Linked DNA regions of Homo sapiens: regions 1, 2 and 4 are each linked to region 3. Evidence: chromatin loops called from intact Hi-C (ENCODE). Cell type or tissue: mammary epithelial cell. All regions are shown on one strand.

The links. Hi-C counts contacts between places; a loop is a spot of excess contacts. Peaks named below come from ENCODE experiments on the same cell type or tissue, not always from the same donor. Only the 100,000 strongest peaks of a DNase experiment are listed, where the experiment ranks them.
Region 1: a loop joins it to region 3, with 4 times the contacts of the local background. A loop is called at or near these places in 3 of 110 quality-filtered maps.
Region 2: a loop joins it to region 3, with 7 times the contacts of the local background. A loop is called at or near these places in 18 of 110 quality-filtered maps.
Region 4: a loop joins it to region 3, with 7 times the contacts of the local background. A loop is called at or near these places in 2 of 110 quality-filtered maps.

The regions. Positions count from the first base shown.
Region 1 is chr12:79,885,727-79,888,226 of GRCh38, reverse strand. All of the region lies in intron 1 of PPP1R12A (protein phosphatase 1 regulatory subunit 12A), which reads left to right. Among named protein-coding and RNA genes, the nearest start is that of PPP1R12A, 48 kb to the left of the region's middle. In mammary epithelial cell, a CTCF peak has its summit at 1,115; no DNase peak of the experiment used is centred here.
Region 2 is chr12:79,406,890-79,409,389 of GRCh38, reverse strand. The region is part of intron 9 of SYT1 (synaptotagmin 1); the gene reads right to left. Among named protein-coding and RNA genes, the nearest start is that of MIR1252, 11 kb to the left of the region's middle. In mammary epithelial cell, a CTCF peak has its summit at 1,262 (motif pointing left); a DNase peak (open chromatin) is centred at 1,219; H3K27ac peaks cover 1,114 bases.
Region 3 is chr12:79,547,057-79,549,556 of GRCh38, reverse strand. No RefSeq gene overlaps it. Among named protein-coding and RNA genes, the nearest start is that of MIR1252, 130 kb to the right of the region's middle. RefSeq lists enhancers at 1,814-2,108, 1,551-2,279 and a silencer at 1,814-2,108. In mammary epithelial cell, a CTCF peak has its summit at 1,521 (motif pointing left); a DNase peak (open chromatin) is centred at 1,986; H3K27ac peaks cover 2,500 bases.
Region 4 is chr12:79,634,383-79,636,882 of GRCh38, reverse strand. The region is part of intron 2 of PAWR (pro-apoptotic WT1 regulator); the gene reads left to right. Among named protein-coding and RNA genes, the nearest start is that of PPP1R12A-AS2, 54 kb to the left of the region's middle. In mammary epithelial cell, no CTCF peak of the experiment used is centred here; DNase peaks (open chromatin) are centred at 1,042 and 1,502; H3K27ac peaks cover 2,106 bases.

The DNA.
Region 1 (2,500 bases), 340 kb before region 3:
ATTTATCATAGCTCTTTTTGTTGTTGTGTGTTTAGTTACGTGTCTTGTGCTGGACTCTAAGCTGTGTGAATTCAGGTATCTGGTCTGTATACTTCACCATTGTATTCCTACCAGCCAGCATAGTGTCTGGCTGTAGCAGACACTCAGTAAATAATTGTTGAATTATTAATCTGTTCTCTTTATGGCCCACTTGTTTTGCTGAACACTGTTTCATCAAGAAACAATTAGTTAACAACTATGTGTATTAACTATGTTAATGTTTTGTTTTGGAAGACTGTAACAATTTTATGTCCTTACTGTAGAGATGTTTTTGGGAAATAACTCAGTGACTTTAAGAGGTTAATGACTTAAAGTGTTAATTAACGCTTTGGTGTGTAGTCTTCCAGGCTTTTCATTAGACATTGCAACAGCAAGAATTGTGTCATATTATGAGTATTCTTTTGTAACTTGTTTTTTAAGTAAATAGTAAGTAGAAGCTTTTGTTTCCCTGAAACTAAAATTTTCGCATTAGTATATTTATTGAGTGTATTTATTGATTAAACCCCTCTAGCTGAGTTTGTGAACCACATCTGATAAACGATAGAATTCAGCAAGGAAACCTTTCTCTGTATCTGCCTTCCACCCTGTCTCCAGAGTGCAGACAGTAATGAGACCTGCATAACATTTATTTTCTCCAAAAAGTTTTCTTATAACTTATTTCCATTCACATATTGAGTTTTCCTTTATTTCGCTATATCGCTGTTAAATTTCATAGCATTTTTCTACTTACTTGCTTATCTTTTTTTCTTAATTGGGCATCCTGTGGACAAGATTGTTTATTTTAGTTCATCAACAAAAATTTATTGAAATAGCACTGTCAGGAATTATGGAATGTGTAAGGCAGTTTCTATTCTTAAGGAACTATAATCTAGCCAGGAGAAGAGTGGAAATACATAAAATACTAATAAAGTCAGCATGTCTTACACAGTACTTAATACAGTTTTATGTATACATACACACAGTAGGTCATAAATGCCTACTTATTTAAGAAATTAGTATTTTGGTTCACTACATATGTATTATGTATTTGCTGTATGCTAGGCATTGTGCACAAAGGAAACAGGAAAATATGCCCTCTAGTGTTGGTCTTTGTATCTACCAAAATGAATGACTTACTGCATTACGTTATATGTGGTAGGCAGTCAGTAAAAATTATTCATGAAAGAATGACCCTGAAGTTCAATTTATTTTGTATCCCTAATGACTAAACTCCAGAAGAAATTCTGTGCCCTTACTAAGTCCCCAAATAAAAGTGTTGGCTTCTAAAAATCTAGGTTCAATGTACTACTTTATAGATTTTTATCAGTAAAGGAAATAACAGAGCTATGTAACAAGAATAGATAAAGAGCATATTTTAATCTTTGGATATTTGTGGTTTCTAGTTTTTGGCATTCTCATTCAAATATATAGTATTTGTTGAATGAATATTTATACAGTAATTAAATTACTTTTTCTTTAGAAACTTTTGTGGGTTTTTTGTCTTGAATTGTTTTCGTCAGATTTTTTTATATCCTGTATTTGCTATGTCTAGTTCATTCAGTCAACAAATATATATTGTGATCTCTCTTTGTCAGACACTGTTCTTCTATAATTACTCTTAGATACTATATATAAGCCTCAACTTTTGTTTGTCCAAATGAAGAGTTCCCTATGGTCTAGCCATTGTGTATGTTTTGGATTTCTTGTTCTAGTCATCTTGTCATTTGAATCTCATTTGAATATTTAATTATTGTGTGGATAGATTTCTGTTTTTACATCTAGATTTTCACACCTGAGGTAGTAGAAAGGTGAGAAAAGGTCAATTTAAATGCAATGCTGGACTCTTTGTTTTCATAACTAAATATAGACGGCCTCCTAAAATTGTACTTGCTTTTCATTTGCCAGTATTCTAATGCAAGAGCTAGGTTTTTCTTTTTTATTATTTAGTATAGGAGTACTGCTTGGAGTTTTTCTTTGTCTTTCTTGTGTAAACCACACCCATAATTCCTCCTTTGAAATGTCCCACTTCAGTTTTCTTTAAAATAGAACAAAAACATTGCTTGGACAGTATCCAATTCAGTTCCTCTTTAAACATACTGACATTTATGTCGCCCTGAATGCTTGGGGCATGAAATATTTTCTAGTATATACACACAATTTCTGCTTGTACCAGTTGAGCTTGTCGTAAGAGTCATAAAGAATTGTTTCTGTTTGGCTGAATGTGGTGGCTCACACCTGTAATGCCAGCACTTTGGGAGGCCAAAGCAAGAGGATTGCTTGAGGCCAGGAGTTCTAGACCAGCCTGGGCAACATAGTGAGACACTATCTCTAACAAAAAACAAACAAAAAAGGAATTGTTTCTGTGAAGAGGAAATTGACTAAGAGAACTTCTGTATTCAAAGTAATTCAAACTAATTTGCCTATTACCTATCAATAATTAGCTGTTCCTAATGATTAGGCACAAATTGCAAGCATTTCGGGT
Region 2 (2,500 bases), 140 kb after region 3:
ATACTTTAAAATTTAGACATACCTTTTTTCAAATTTTGAAAAAAGTCTGTGAGTGTGTGGCAGTTACCAGAAAACTTTCCAGTTACATTGTTTTTGCTCCAAGTGAAATTGGTTAAGATTAATTATATTTTCCTTTTTTAATACATGGCACTTGATCCATCATATTCTTGGCTAGAAATAAATTTTTAATTAATATTTGCACCAAATTAATAGATGTTTCAAACCACAACATGGTGGTTCTGGAATTATAGCAAGGGACAGTATGCTGGGTTATATAATTAAGGCTTAGCAATTATCTAGTGGATTAAACAGACCATTGTGGAACTAACTGCTTGCTTTATTAAGACGGTAATGATTACACCTGAGAATGTAATGCTGGCCCGATGAGAAATTTGACCTTGCTGCCACATTTCTTGAGTTTTAAAGGAGGCAGAGGTAAGAAATGAGGAGATCAGAGAACAGAGGTTCCATAAATCAGTACCACAGATGACAGGAGCATGGATAAGTGCATAATTGTAGACTCAGGATAAAGCAAAGAATTTAGAGCTATTACAAAGTAATTTGTGTGCCATAACTCTCCGGGAAATTATAATTATCAGAGAAATAATAGACTCATAGTCAAACAGCTTCTGACCATATTACTTGGAAAAAAAAAAAAAAGAAAGAAAAGGAAAGAAAAAAATGTGGTCTAGGAAATTTGGAGGCGCCAGGACAAATTCAAAGAAATGACCTAAAACCAACCAAAATGTCCTTCTTGTATTTTTATAGCATGTCATAGTTTACAAAATGAGTTTTCCTGGCTGTTATCTTACTGAACCCTTTGTAAAGCCTGTGAGGAAGACTTCTTTATTCCCTGAATCCACATGAAAGCATGGGCTGAATCACCTCGCTAAATGACTTGCTCAAAGTCTCAGTAAGAATGTGCACTGTATCTCCGATCCTTGCTCCTTCCAATAAACCCACTAATGCCAATCTAAGTGGGCATATCTGTTTGTTTTCTGGAGGCCTCCTCCCTTCCTCTGTAGTGAGACTTAGTAAAAGCTCCCCACAGTGTTCACTTGGTCGTTCAGCCTTCAATTTGAGCAATTTCTAATTCTTCAATAGTTGTGAAATTCAGCAAGGTCTGGGATCTTGGGCATATTATTTAGCCACCTTGGCTTTGGTGAGGCAAAACTGCAGTCCAGAATCGACAATGAACCAATAGGAAATCCCCTCTGTTAGGACTAGAAAGGGCTGCCCAAATCCTTGGCTGCTACTGCCATCTCCTGTTCAGAGTAGCTCACCCAGGATTGCCTGTGCATACATTTGCTTTAAATTCAAGTGTAATACCCAGGATAAACTGATTTCAATGAGACTCAGGAATATTCCCCATGCATTTAAGGTTCTCCATTCAGCCTCTTCTCGAAGCAACATCTTTTGGTGGTGGTCAGTGTTAGAAGGCAGTTTGAACAAGATTAAGAGGATAAAACTGTTGTTCTTCTGGGAAGAAGAGGTCACAATACAGTAGTGATGTGATCAAAGATGGAAGGAAAGAAGACAGCAATGTCCTTCTCCTGTGAGTATACCAGAGTAAGGACAGCCACATCCACTCTAAAACTATAATGTTCTTTGCTTGGACTGTGCGTAAGAGAGTTGCAAAAACCACAGCAAATTACATCCTCTTCTGATTTCAGGAGGGGCCACCAAATAGTCTTTGATGTATCTCAGAGTCACAGACTCTGTGCTGTAGATACATCCCACCTAAAAGTGAGGTCAAAAATTGGGATGGAGGTGATTCACAAAGAAGACTGTATCTTCTCAGAGCTTAGTATTTGCATTTCTAAGAATGTGACGATCAGAGCTATCCCAATGGTATGACAAATGGGGACAACTATCCCAGGTCTCAAACTTTTCTTTGACTTCATGCCTTCCCAACAAATGGTGGTAGCAACTCTAGAGGGTGGCTAGATCACTCAGTTGTGGTGGGGAAGTGAGACGAAGGCATGGTGGTACTGTCATGGTCTTACCTCCCTCATCAAGACCTTTACCATACTTGTAGGATGGCATCTTTTCTTCTCAAAACTGGAAGAGACTACTCTTATGAGTCTATTTTCCTTTCAAGGTAGTTCCTGATGCTGAATTTAAGTTTGTTTCACTCAAATAATATTAGTGGTATAAGTACACAGAGTATGATTAGTCATAAGTAACAGATCATCCCGGGGGAGTTCTAGTGATAAACCCAGAGAAAAGAGTGTATCATGGAGGATAAAAAAGAATACAAATTACTTATTTGTCAGGGCCTGTGCTAAGCACTGTCACATGCCATCTTAATACTTGCCATAGCTTGATGAAACAAGCATTATTATCCCTTTTTAACAGATAAATAAACTGAGGCTCAGAACCATGAATTAACTTGTCCAGGGCCATAGGGATAGTAAGTGATAATGGCAGGATTTGAATCAAGGTCTTTATGACCTCCAAAGCAGGGTAGTTCACCTCTACACCAGAATAATAATGGCTG
Region 3 (2,500 bases):
CTGATTTATTGAATACTTTCTGATTTACATTTTTACCCAGATCTTCAGTCTAACTTCAATAGGTTAGTTTGCATAAATTCTTGAAATACTAATCTCAGAGAAGTCTGATGCTAGTCTGCCCCTATACAGGAGGCAGAGTGTATGCCTAGGAACACTAGTTGAACTCATAGGAAGGGAGATTCTGCCCAAAAAGTTCAAGGAGTTCTAAGATTTCTTTTTTTTTTTTTTTCTTTTTTTTGAGAAGGAGTCTCACTCTGTCTCCCAGGCTGGAGTGCAGTGGCACGATCTCAGCTCACTGCAACCTCCACCTCCCGGGTTCAAGCGATTCTCCTGACTCAGCCTCCTCTCCTGCCTCAGCTGGGATTACAGGCTCCCGCCACCATGCCTGGCTAATTTTTGTATTTTTAGTAGAGACTAGTTTCACCATGTTGGCCAGGCTGCTCTCCAACCCCTGACCTCAGGTGATCCACCCGTCTCGGCCTCCCAAAGCGCTGGGATTACAGGCATGAGCCACTGCACCCAGCCGAGTTTAAGATTTCTAGCAGCCTTCTTTTCTTTTTTCTTTTCTTTTCTCTATCTCTCTTTCTTTTTCTTTCTTTCTTTCCTTCTTTCTTTCTCTTTCTTTCTCTTCCCTTTTTTTTTCAGACAGAGTCTTGCTTTGTCACCCAGGCTAGAGTGCAGTGGTGTGATCACAGCTACTGCAGCCTCAAACTCCTGGGCTCAAAGGATCCTCCCACCCCAGCCTCCTGAGGAGCTGGGACTACAGGTGCACACCTGTATAATAGTACATACCTGACTATTTTTATTTTTTTAGAGATGGGGTCTTGCTATGTTGCCCAGGCAAACCTTGAACTCCCAGCCTCAAGTGATCCTCCTGCCTTAACTTCCCAAAGTGTTGGGATTACAGACATTAGCCACTACCCCTGCTAGCTTTGCTTTCTTTGGTACGCCCCGGCTAGGACCAAATTTACTGGGACCCCGTTTATACACATAGTTTCTCAAGCAGTGAGAAACATGTGCCCCTGCTCCCCATATTTGCATACATGACTAATCTACTAATAGCTTTTGACCATTTGGGCAAACCCTGCATTTAAGCAAACCAAATATTTGTAACTTGAATATGGAAACAAAACAGAAATCCTGTACAAATGGGCTGTGCTGGATTATTTAACTTTTCATTTCTTTGAAGGGCTCCTTTTGCCCTTAGAGATAGCATTTGAGAGAAACTCCAAAATTCAGGCAGAAATTCAGGACAAAAAAGCAAGTTTAACCTCTGGTTTCTGAACTGTGGTGCATATTAGGCAAGACTGTTCCGGATAGACCAGAAACTTTGGCCTGTGCAATTCATGCTGCATGTCGCTATGATGTGCATCTGGATGTATTCACCCTGAGGTTGTTTATTTACAATGAGAATTGAAGGAAAAGTTCAGAAACATCCTGTCACAGGATGTGTGGATAGGCCTGCTGAATGCTGAAGCCAGAGGAAAGCAGGAAAGTTTCAGCAATTAGTGATGGCATCGCCCTCTAGTGGTTTGTCCGTGGCTTAAAAATGAATATACTGCAGGTGTATCCCAGTTCTCCAAAGAATTGTCCCAAATAAACTGTCAGATTGTGTACGGAAAAGAGAAAAGGAGGGGAAAGAGGAAGGGAGCAAGAGGGAAAGAAAGGAGGAGGGAGAGGATTCTTGCCAGGATAGCCCATCTCAGCAGCTAGGAAGCTCTAGGAGCCAGGCTTTCTGTAGAAGCCTTCTGACATCCAATTAGGCCCTCAGTGAAAACATTTTTTTCCCAAGCTTCTGGCAAGTGATTCTAGCTAAAAGTCACTATTCACGATTTGTAATAGGGCCCTGGGTTCCTTTCCAGCCTCCACAGCTTTGTACCAGCTTCCCCTCCCAGGTCCACATTCCATTCCTAGGTAAGTCATCACACGTGCTGAGAGGTAGAACTGTCTGCAGGGCAAAGTGTGTAGGTAGACCAGGCTTCTTTTCTTGCACCCCCACCCTTCTTTGTTTCCTTTATGCCTCATTGTCATCTCCCCAAATACTTTTGCTGCCCTTTATACTTAATTTCCTGTTGGCTCCCCACAGAAGAGCTGGTGGCCCAATTCCTCAGGTGCCTGAAAGAATGTTTAGAGAGCTGCCTCAGCCTTTAGGGAATGACAGGAATGCTGAGAATTTCAGGCAGTACTTTTCAGACCCACTGGAAAGAAAGTTTTGGCCCAGAGATGGGGCGGGGTGCAGGGGGTGGGAGGGATGGGTTTGGGGGGTCTGTGTGTGTAAGAGGAGCTTCAAAACCACCTCAGATCATAATTACCTAAGGCTATGGACTTGTCTGAAGCCTGGGAGTCTCATCGTGGAGTCATCTCGTGTTTGTTGACCTATAGGAACAGAGGCCTCTGGGAAAGTGGTTGTTTGTGTAGCAAATTATAGATATGTGAAATTAATTTGGCTCTGAGTCTTGAGACATGAGTTATTTCTCATAATATTTTAGTCATAGTCCCC
Region 4 (2,500 bases), 87 kb before region 3:
TGTGGATTCTTAAGATGTACATATGTTGTGTCTACAGGCATATTTGGATAGAAGAAAATGAGATAAAATTTTTTTAAGGATTCTGAAAATCGAAGGAACAAGCATTATAAGGAATGTCAGTATTATGTAAAGGATTTTACGAACGGTTGTAAATATTTTCTACTTAAAAATGAATAAACTATTGCATTCATTTGTAAGACTTACTACTTATGAGAAAGAGCAAATGGGAAAGTAGAGAAAGGAATGTGAAACAATATCTAGTTGAATTCTTTCAAGAACTAGATAGTAGATCACAATTTAAGCTATCAAAGTATCAAAACTTTGGCTTGAGCACTTATTAAAAATTAATTTGAACAGTTCTTATGTTTTATGTTGAAATTTTTAACATTGTATTTTCTTGTTTAGTTAGTATGCATAGTTTTAGATAAATAGTAGCTGTGAATGATGATTGCCTTATGTGCTTAGGTTTACCCCTACTGTTCAAGAGTTGTTATTAATATAAGTAAAAGTTATACTCTTCTCCATATATTAGAAACATTTAAACGTGTTAATACAGTTTTTGTTTAATAGAGGCAAATGGTATATTGATTGCTTTTTCTGAACTGAGTTTTGTGGAATTCTGTTTTATAAAATTGATAGGAAAAAGCTGCCATGAGATGAATCTTTTTGTTATTTAGTCTATGAACTTATTAAATTTCTATATTAAAATCTTTGAGCTGTAGTAATAGAAATGTTAGTAGTAGGAAACTATTGCCTTTAAGATTTCTAAGTCAAGTTTATTTCCATATTTAACATATATATCACTGTAAGGTTAGTCTTTCAAAAGCAGCATGTTTTATCTCATTTGTTCAAGAAATACTATGATTGGCTGATTTTTTTTGTATTTATGACTTCATGTCCCAATTCCTGTTTAGCCACAATGTCTTTGTAATACAGTCCAGTCAGTCTAGTCTCTACCAAACACCCTAGTATTTAGTTCAGCAAACATTTATTGAATATGTGCAACATACACCATGTTTTGTAATAACAGGAGTGTGAAATACTGTGGTGATGATAATATTGTGATGGTGCAATCTGTTGCCCCAAGCAAAGTCATAAAACTATCAGAACATAGCAGTGGCTTTCAAACTTTTTTTGGACAGATAAAATTATGCTTTATTGGTGACACAAATATGAATAGTTTTACAGTTAATGACATTTTCCAAAATGGCAAGCAATTTTTAAAAATAAGATTATAAACAACATATTTCCTGGATTTTCAGGATAGCCGTCTTCTGGAAAAATCTTTGTATACATTTACAAATCCTGTACTTCTCCTGCTTTGTTTTTATAGGTAAGTGGTTGGGCTCAGATAATTATAAACTTATTTTTCACCTGCTGGCTGACTCAACATTACATTCTCCAGTTAAACAAGGTGTAGGTCTTTTCTTTCTTACCGGAACTGTGTTTTCAAATTGCAATGTGGGTAGCATTCCAGGTTTCTGCTCCATAACCAGTAATATCCCTCAGTCATCAAGGTGACCAAAATGCCTCCACAGAATTTCATAATACCTTTTAGGTATTATGAAAGAATCACTGAGCCCAGAGCATTATGGCCAAAGTAGAGACTTGCCCCAGAGACATACTTGGAGAAGATACTAACCCTACTACCAGGTCCCAAGCTATGAGGGGAATTAAATAAGTTCCAGTTGAGACACCACAGGGAGTCTTTTTCAGGGAGCCAGCCAGGTTTTAATCTGCATCTGACAATAGCAAGATGTTAATCACTGAGCAGGAATTTTAGGCAGTAGAATGGAATAATTTGGAAGGGAGAGGAAGAATGCAGTATTGGAACAGATTAGGATATGTGAGGTTATGTACAGAGCAATATAGTAAGTGAGAATCTGTACAGTGATAGATGAGACTTGGGGAAGCTGGGTCTGCTGTTAGTGACTGAGGTGTAAACTTGGAAATGAGACCTTATAGAATTCCTCCAGATAGCCTCTTTAAAATTAAAAAAAAATTATGTAAAAACGTTAACATACAGAAAACTACCAAGCCAAATGAATCCTTATATAACTGTCATCCAGCAATAATAATCATCAACCCATAGTCACTCTTTTTTTTTTCAGCTGCAATTCTCAGTAATTCTGTGTTCTACAAAGTGACTCAGTATACTTACAAGTAATCTGAAACAAAAGTTTGGAAAAGTGCTCACTGCTATTGTCTATTCTGTTCTTTTTCTTAAAAATTCTGGGTTGCAATGCAGTAAATTGATTTCATAACTAACAAATAGTTACACCTGGCAGTTGGAAAATTGAGTTCAGGTTTTGGAGTTAGACTGCTTAGGTTGGAGTTCTGACTGCACTATTCAACAAATGTGTCCTTAAGCATTAATTCTTATCTTGTCCCCTCTTCCTGAATGTACATTGTGTGTACCTCCTAAAATTTTTGTGAGAATTATGAGATACTGGATTTTAGTGCTTAGTAGTACCCTACTTTAAGTGTCAGACTGGGATCT